Linked DNA regions of Homo sapiens: region 1 is linked to region 2. Evidence: chromatin contacts called from ENCODE Hi-C data. All regions are on one chromosome and are shown on one strand. Each heading gives the region's core, a stretch centred on a gene start or an enhancer-like site at or near the end of the contact. The rest is flanking DNA. Distances are from core to core; before and after follow the strand shown.

Region 1 (4,632 bases), core at 753-3,252, 110 kb before region 2:
TTTGACTTTTCTCTGGAAACGGTCCTAGAGACAAGTTTCTGAGTTTTGGAAGACAACACAATGCAACAGAAGGAACACTAATTTTGAAGCTGGTAGGTTTTGTTTGCAGAACTTATCTGCTGTTTATGAGAGATATAAAACCCTGAGCAAGTTACCTACCTCCCTTTAGCTCATTTTCCTCATCGATAAAATGTGGGATAATGAGGACACATTCTCCACAGCATTATTAGAAGGATCAAATGGACTAATGAATGGGAAAGTGCTTTTCAAATGGCAAAGCAGTTGCAAATGTAAGCTGTTATGATAATTGGCCCTCAAGAAATGCTCTTTGATAGTAACAGTCAGTGTCTAATCCCATTCTTCTTCCATGAAGGACTCCACGGGAACAGGGCTTTCTGTTGGCATCTTCTCTACCCGTCTTAGAAGATTACTGGAAAAGTGGATGCAGGACTCACCTCACCCTGGCACTGTTTCTCTGGGCAGTATTTTACCAGGTTAGAATTTTTTTCTGACACAGAAAATGGTATCAGTGTGGCTAAGTGGAAAACACACAGCACTGAATTTCAACACATGCTTTCATTACTTCATTATTTTGTTCACTCATTCACTTACTCATGCAGCAGGTATTATTCAGAGCCTATGACATATCAGACACTGTGCTAACCTGCTGTACTTGTGAAGTTGAATATTTCAATCTCCTTGCTCATTTTAATGGGAACTGAGTCACTTAACTTGTTTGTTTGTTTGTTTGTTTTTGAGAATCTCATTCTGTTGTCCAGGCTGGAGTGCAATGGCACAATCTCGGCTCACTGCAACCTCTACCACCTGGGTCAAGAGATTCTCCTGCCTCAGCCTCCCGAGTAGCTGGGACTACAGGTGTGTGCCACCACACCTGGTTAATTTTTGTATTTTTAGTAGAGATGGGGTTTCACTATGTTGGCCAGTCTGGTCTCAAACACCTGACCTTGTGATCCACCCCCCCCCACCCCCCTGCTTGGCCTCCCAAAGTGCTGAGATTCAGGTGCGAGTCACCACACCTGGCCCACTTAACTTCTTATTGCATCAGTTGACTCAACTGTCCATAGTGACCATCCCTGTCTGGTCTTTCTTGTACAGTTTTTATGAGAGAAGGGCTTGAAGAGTGCCTTGTAGAAATAAAAGGGCTGGACAATTATGAGGCGCAATGCATTTATTGGCATTTTTTGAACACCTATTGGCATATGAAGTGGCTACTGTGCTCACATAGGATGACCACTAGGGAAAGCTGACCGTAAAGCAAGAGGAAAACTGGTTCTGGCTTAATGGCATTTTGTGGAATGCCAATCACTGAAGCAAAGATTCTTTCATGATTGTGTATGAAGTGAAGTGAAGCCATAAAGAAAGATGAAAAAGTGAATCAAGAAGAACAGGAGGAGTAGGTGTGGGAAAAATAGGTGTCACGGCTGGTCAGAGTTTTTACATGCTACCTCGCAGGAGTGGGCAGGCAGGGCAGGGCATGTCCAAGGAATACTCTGGGAACCTTGATATGAGATAGTAACACAGAATTAGTTTTGGTAATAATGTTAGTTAGCATTTATAACACACTTGTTTTCAAAGTACTTTACAATGGTGAATTGGGTAATTATATCCCTGTGAATTAGGTCAGCATTGTTATTTCTCTTTCACTCTATTAATCCCTTCTCCTCAGCTAGCTGAGGCTCTTAGTCACAAAGTTAAACATTCAGCCATCAGTTACATGTGTCCCCGTGAAACAATGTGTTGGCCTTAAAGGGCAGACATAGGAATGGTTAAATGTTACCCTAGCGTTTTCTCCTTAATGCTAAACAGAATTTTTTTTTTAAATCAGATCTTAGCTTGTAGAGAAGCTGGTTATAATACTTTCAAAGTCACTGTCATTCCTCCCCTCTGCTTCTCGTAAGAGGTATGCCAATTATTCTCAAACTACATGAACTGTGAGAAAAACCCTCGGATGTGTGACTCAGAGAGGTGTGTTCTGGTGTGGCTTCTGCCACTTCCAGCTTACTGGGTGAGATCATTTCAACAAGCCATCTGAGATTTCTAAGTTTCTGAGTTCACCTTTGTAAAACGTGAAGAATAATACTTGGCCTGCTTTCCTGTTTGGTGGTTTTTGAAAGTGACACAAAAATAATAATTTAGGAAATAATGTATGGCTGAATTTAGTAAGATATGCTAGACTTATTGGTTGCCAAGGTTTACATGACATGAATGAAAAGATGTCAAGTGCACAGTGCCATCACCTTTGCTCTTTTGCTTATGGTGATCACAGCATTCTTCCCCTCACCTCCCCACCCCAACCTGAGCTAGGTCTTAGCATTGGGCCCCTCAACACAGCTCTCTCAGCCACTACTGACTGATTGGAGTTGTTGCAGACAAGGAAAACTTTTGGTAAGCCCAAATCTAAGTGTCTTCTGCTGCTCATATTTATTTTATGTTATCTTGAATAGGTTATATGTATACACCGAGCAAAATATTTTCTAGAAAGTGAACAGTCTCCCCCTTAGTCCTCTTACCTTCTGCTATTTCTAAAGTGAAAATCTTCTCTGGTTTATTTACATGCTCTGATAAATATTCTCTCAGGAAGAAGAATTAACGGACATCTTAACGTCAGATGGATTAGGAGGTATGAAATTATGAAAAAAGAAAATTGATTTCATTGTAATTCTTGGCAATACGTTGGCTGAAAATCTAATCTTTTTACTTCTATCCCATGCCAGGTGAACTTTTTATAAACAGAAAATGCTCTTGAGTCTAGTTGAATTGAATGTAGGTGCTCATGTGACTTAACCGTGTTCCAAATATTAGCTCCTGTTTTAAGCCTCTGGATGCCTTTCCATTTTGAACTGAACAATGAAGATTCATTGAAATACTATCATCATCACCACACCTGGGATGACTGAATAAATTTTTTTTTGCCCCCCCACAGTGTCTCTCTTTTTCAGTGTTTCTCAGGGTGAGTGGCCAAGAAAAATTCCCACTTTCAATGGGAGTGCCTGGGTAAGGTTTAGGCAGATGAAACAAAGTCAGTGGAAACTATAGGATACAGTATCCATTTTCTAATTCATGGTTTAAGGGTCTTTCACATAAAAGTGCTAGATCATTTTGTTGGAGTGTCCTTAGCAAATTTGATATTACTACTTTCATCTTTGGTGTCTTCTGCATTGTAAAGGGGAAGTGAGAGACTCCTTTTTTCAGAATCTTCTTCTCTATATGGTGTCAGGTTTGAGTCTGTCAGTGAGAGGCATTTGCCTGTCATCTGGAAATAGGAAAAAGGAAGAGAAGTCACTATTCTTTGGAGGTCACTGCAGCCAGATTCATGAACAGAAGAGTGGCTCACAGTAACTTCTTGGTGAGTCCTAGAGAATCACTTGGTTCACTGCTGACAACAAAGAGATACAAACTTCTCAGGAATTTTTAAGAATAGAAACAGTGTTCCAGAGAGCTCTCCAAACTTTCTGCTTTGGTAGTTCAGGTAAGATCTTTAGTGTCAACTTCCCCAACCTGTGCTTCCAAGTTCTTCCAGTAGTTAAGCTACTATTTCCTGATTTAAGTCCTTTATACTTGAAATAGAGTGACTCCTATTGCTTAATCGAACTTTAACATAGATAGTTTTTTGTTTGTTTGTTTGTTTTTGTTTTTTAACTGTAGGTGGTTTGGGGCTATTAGAATGCTAGGGATGAAAGTGACAAATTGATTCTTTGATGTGATCATAGTGGAAAGCACTAACAATTTCAACAGCAGCTCAAAATGGGTCACTGATAGTACACGCATGGCATGCAGCAGCAAAACAGCTATTTACATTACCACTTCTGATTTCCTGGAGTTATGTAGCTGTAGAAGGCAAGACTTTGGAAGGCAAAGTAGCAATAGCAGTAACTGAACTTTATGATAGAAATAAAGAATACCAGGAATGTGGGGTGGGGTTGGCTATTTCTGAATATAATGTAGAACTTGGAAAAAGAAAGACAATGTCACGGTTTTAAATTAGTTATTCAAGGAATGCTTTAAATACTATAGAGTATGACTTCAGTTACTGTGTCGAAGGAGTCTTATATTTCTCATAGCCATTGGGCAAATATTTCCAAAAATCAACTAAAATTATAATCCTGAGAGTGGGTAAATTTATATTCAAAATGAATGTACAGACTTATTAAGTCCCTTATATCAAAGATACAGAATTAATCAAGAAAGACTGGCACGTTGGAAATATAGAGGAGAAACTTGGGCAGATTTCAATGAATCCAAATACCTTGAACACCCCAAACCTGCCAGGCCTCTGTTGCCAGAAGAAGCTGTGGTGCTTCCTTTCCTGCCTGACCACCCTGTAAAAATATCAACTCAGGCATTGACCTTGCAAAGGAATCATGATTCTCTTGAAGGCCCACCCATCACCGTTCTTTGCTTCCAAACCCATAATCACACTCAAATCCTGATAAAACCTGGGAGAATAAGATAAAATTTAACTTCTTGTTAGGGCCAAAGTTCCACTCATACAAGAAGAATCAAAATATTTTGTCAACGTATAGTGGTTTAGGTGTGGAAATGGACTATAGGTGTTAGACCAGAGAGTAAAGCACATAATGTTGAAGTTGAGTAACTACAATAGAAATCATG
Region 2 (4,479 bases), core at 1,052-3,551:
AATTGGCCAGCAACTTGCATAAAGAAAATGCTTAAAATTTAATTAGTGAGTGAACCCATGGAAAAGAAAGACTATGTGACTATGAGATGGAATGGGAGTTTGAAGAGGAAGACTTTGGAGAAACCGGATACAAATCAGAAACTCATTCAGGGGATGGAGAAGGAGGTCTTGTCCATGACATGTGGAATATGAGGAGTAGAGGAATCACTTTGAGATCATGAGACACAGTGAGGCAAGTTTAGGATAGATCAGTAGTCATTCCACTAATGACTACTTCATAACTACCTATTCACCTTAATGCCTCTTTTCTTTTTGCTTCTTTCTATTCTCAGTGCAGTCAACTTAGGTCAGGAGCTATTTGTAATTATTTTGACTTAGATTACTGCATGAATGGGAATGGAAGTGGGAACAAATTAGAAACATTCTACTCTACACCATCCCCTTCGCATCCCTGATTTCATGGAGTTCTCAGACAAGCCTACAAAGGAAGAAGGTACTAATGCCTCCCCTTTCTATGAAACACAAAAATTAGGGAAGTAATCTTATGTTCTTATTTCTAGAGAGGAAATGCATTGAATATATGAAAGATTTTCGAAAGACTATATAAATACCCAGGTGACGAATCAATAAGGGATTTCTAAGGAAGTTTGGAGAAGCTGGAAGATTTTCTGCCTTTTGAGGTTGCAGTGATGCAATCAATCCCTTGTTTGCAGAGGTTTAACCCTGGGCTGCTGCCATCAAATGGTAGGTTAGAGCCTTGTGTGCAGAGGCTGTGGCCACATAGTCCCAGGAGCTCTGCTTGGGTAGACCAATGCCAGCAGGCCTGGTGTGGCCCTCTCTTGAGTTTATTCATGTATACTAGATCCAGAGGGCACATTGGAAGCTCTATTCTACTACTTTTCAAACAGTGAAGGGAGTCCTTGTATTCCTCAGGGGTCTCTCAGTTCGTTCACTCCACCATCCCTTCCCAGGCCACCTTCCTACATGTGCTTGCATCAGTCAAGCAGCAAGGATTCAGAACCCTCAGGAATTTAATGAAGTTTAATGGCTCCTTTTTTATTTTTGTAACTATGTTCTTACACAAATTCTCCATGGAAAGCATTTTCTTCAAGCATGGTTTCCTAGAAAGAGCATTGGCCGAGCTGTGGCCTGAACTGATTGAATAATTCATTTTACTTCTTAGAGTCTCAGCTTCCCTTTCTGCAAAAATGGATAATAATAAGTGGGCTACTATCTCATGTATTTGTAGGTAAAGTTCAAAGAGATAGATAATGGGAAAACTTTATGGAAGCAAAGATGTTATTATTGTCATTGTTATTTCTACTCCCACACTCCCACTCTGATCTGAGTTTATAGCACCCATCTCCTTCAACATTTTATTGTTGAAGATGCATTGCTAACCTGGTGAAACAGACAGGAGAGAACAGAGACTATCTAGGAGTCATAGTCTTCTTCTCCTTTCCAGTTCTTTTCACCAATATAGGCCAGGGACTATTGTCACAGAATCTGCAGAAAGTCAGTTCTGAAACACCTTTCTAGACTCAGCTTTTTTTATTGCCTTTGAGTGTAAGCTGAGAGTAAGTCCCATCACTTCCATCAGCTCATTTAAAACAAAAATCTCTGCCCTATGTCTTTCTTGACTTGGGGAAATAATCTTGAAAGAGCTCTATGATATATGCTCATGTTATTAGAGGTTTATGGTTTTAATTAATTAGTATCTTTGTCTGTATTAGGGCTGCTATAACAAAAGTGCCATACTGGATGGCATGAGCAACAGGAATGTGTTGCCTCACAGTTCTAGGATTCAGAAGTCCAACATCAAAGTGCCAGCAGGGTTGGTTCCTTCTGAGGCTGTGACAGAGAATCTGTTTCATCCCTCTCTTAGCTTTTGATGGTTTGCTGGTAATCTTTGGCATTCCTTGGCTTATAGATCTTTGCCTTCACCTTCACCTGCATGCTCCGTGTGTGCATGTTTGTGTTCACATTTCCAATTGTATAAGGACATCAGTTGTATTGGATTAGGACCCACCCTACTTCTGTATGACTTCCTTTGAACTAGTTATATCTGCAATGGCCCTATTTCCAAATAATATCACATTATGAGATCCTGGGGCTGAACTTCAATATATGAAGCTTGGAGGGACACAAATAGACCGATAACATTACCTACCATCATAATTATCATGTTTGTGAGAAGTGGATTTGCAGAGGTGCTTGGACTCCCAGGGTCTAGCTTTGACATGGCCTCTCTAGTGTTCAGAGGAAAGAGAATCAAAGCTGCTCCATTGTGACATCACAATGCACTTTTCTTTGTGCATTCACACGATGCATTTTCTTTTCTTATCACCAAACTGTTTTGAAAGATAAAAGTACTTCCTGAATATGTGGATGGTGAGCCACGTGAATGGAAGACATGGAGATATGGACTGTTAACACCTTGTCAAACATTTATTGTCCCTTCCACCTCTAAACTTCTGTGATAATAGGTGAACAGGACCCACGTGGTGCAGAATACTGCGATACACACTGCGGAATAATTCAGGTGAAGTTTATAAGCCACGTTTAAACTGCCTTTCATAACCTCTAAAATGAAAATTATAAAGAGTACTGTTGTATTTTTATGCTAACATGCATTGGGAAGCTGTGAGAGTTAATCTCTTCTTTTTCCCCTTCCTTTTTAGAATATTGTAGTTATCTCCTACTTAGAAGTCTCTGTAGCCCCAAGATGCCAGATATTGCATCTGCAGAAAGGAAAATTGAAATCAACGTGCCCAGTGGGTCCAGAACTTGACAGCCTGACAGCAAATTGTAGCCTTTAGCTTTTGCCTTGAGTTATTGTAGGCAGGAACATCAGTGGGAGAGTGTGTGTGTTTTCTCTTTCACAACACAATTTATGGAGGTGGTGTGATTGCCACAATGAACATGTTTGAATGGGTGATTTAAACAATTTTCCATATGAGAATGATGGCTGTGAGTGTTAAGCATGTTGATGATTGCATATTTTGTTTGCTTTCATCAAAAGTTCCTTACAAATTCACTAGAGAAGGAGCATCGACAGGATGCAGGATAGGAAACAGATTGTATATATTATCAAGGTAATGATTACCAACACATACTTCAAAAAATAAAAGTGTAAAAAGCACTAAATATGTCACAAATAACTCTTGCCTAAGTGTTTTGTGGAATGGGTCAGAGCAAAAACAAAGCAAAAGAACAAATACATGAGCAAATAAATAAAATGAAACATTATAAACACTTGCAAAACACACCCATGGATTCATAGTCATGTTCGTTTCTCCCTTTCTTCTATTTCACATCTATCATAACCTTCCCTGTATAATCTTTGGTCTAACGTTGGCAAGAGCAGTCTGGAAACCCAGGACATTGCTAAACTTTAGACAGTTCCATTACTATGTAAATCGTTCTGATGTTCCATTAAGAAAACAATTTCCAGTACCTCACACTATGGGATTTTCTTTGACCATTCAAATTCTGTGGGGAAGGCATTTTTGTCCCGCTGTTGTCTAAGAGCAGCCTCCAGGATGCTCTGTGTTTTGTTGGCACCCAAGTGTTTCTGTGCGTTTCTGCTGCATTACGCTGGCACTGGCCCCTGTGGCCCTGGCTGACAAGCAAGGCAGGCACTGTATCCAATGGCTCAATCCCATGTTTCCTGTTTGTGACAATGTCCAAAACATGTACACAGACCATTTGAATTCATCTAAACTGTCATGGAACTGCTTTCCAAGGAATCTTTCTGTTTTCAGCAATCATGTTGGAAGCTCTCTCCTCCTAACAGGGTGCTGCCTGCTTCCAAAGGCTTCCTGATAATTCAGGTTACTCAGGGCTTCTGTGTTCAAGTCCCAGGGTGTGTGTCTATTGATATTTGCTTGTTGCTTTGTGGATATACTGAAGTTTTTCAATCCTGTTTTGGCTCTGCTTCCCTCTTGTCATACTGCCTATTTCAATTTCTCCATAAGGCAAGAAAACGTCTTCTTTTTCTCTTTCAGGCTCTATCCTCTTCTCATCTTCCTTACTTTTTCTTTCTTTTGTGTCCACCACTGTTCCAGTCCCTCAGGTTCGAATCCAGAAATAGTTATTTATCTCCCACAGTTCAATTCTAAAAAACAGTACCTACTCTGGCTAATTTAAGCCATAAGGATCCAATTATGAGAATATTAAATAACTTATAAAATCTCTCAGAGGGTGGAAGAAACTAAATGTATGTTAAACTTTCAGAAATAACTCCCAAGTCTGCCATACTGTATCTTGCCACCAAGGAAGCTGCAGATTCTTCATGGTAGCCAATGCTACCAAACAGAAAGTGGTCAACACCAGCAAAGTGCTATAATTAAGAAGCCATTATTGTTGTCAGTCCTATGAACCTGCTGTAATCTGCATCAGCAAAATGGGAGCCTGATTTCTGAATTTCTTTTTCTTTCTTTTCTTTTCTTTTGTTTTTTTTTGAGATGGAGTCTAGCT

Evidence for each region. Hi-C counts contacts between places; a loop is a spot of excess contacts on that map. Pooled maps may share reads with other maps.
Region 1: a loop to region 2 is called in a map of natural killer cell, with 2.1 times the contacts of the local background. The contact joins the enhancer-like site here to the promoter of LINC01478 in region 2. A Hi-C loop is called at or near these places in 2 of 168 maps with a recorded cell type or tissue (esophagus muscularis mucosa and natural killer cell) and 1 of 50 pooled maps.

The regions. Positions count from the first base shown.
Region 1 is chr18:44,635,026-44,639,657 of GRCh38, reverse strand. No RefSeq gene overlaps it. Among named protein-coding and RNA genes, the nearest start is that of SETBP1-DT, 43 kb to the left of the region's middle. Within about 2 kb of position 2,002, at least 3 of the 41 ENCODE cell types and tissues checked have a DNase peak (open chromatin) inside an H3K27ac peak, as active enhancers do.
Region 2 is chr18:44,529,519-44,533,997 of GRCh38, reverse strand. LINC01478 (long intergenic non-protein coding RNA 1478) reads left to right here and starts at 2,301. Exons shown (of 5, transcript NR_110792.1): 1 at 2,301-2,542. LINC01601 (long intergenic non-protein coding RNA 1601) reads right to left here and starts at 2,219. Exons shown (of 5, transcript NR_131768.1): 1 at 2,171-2,219.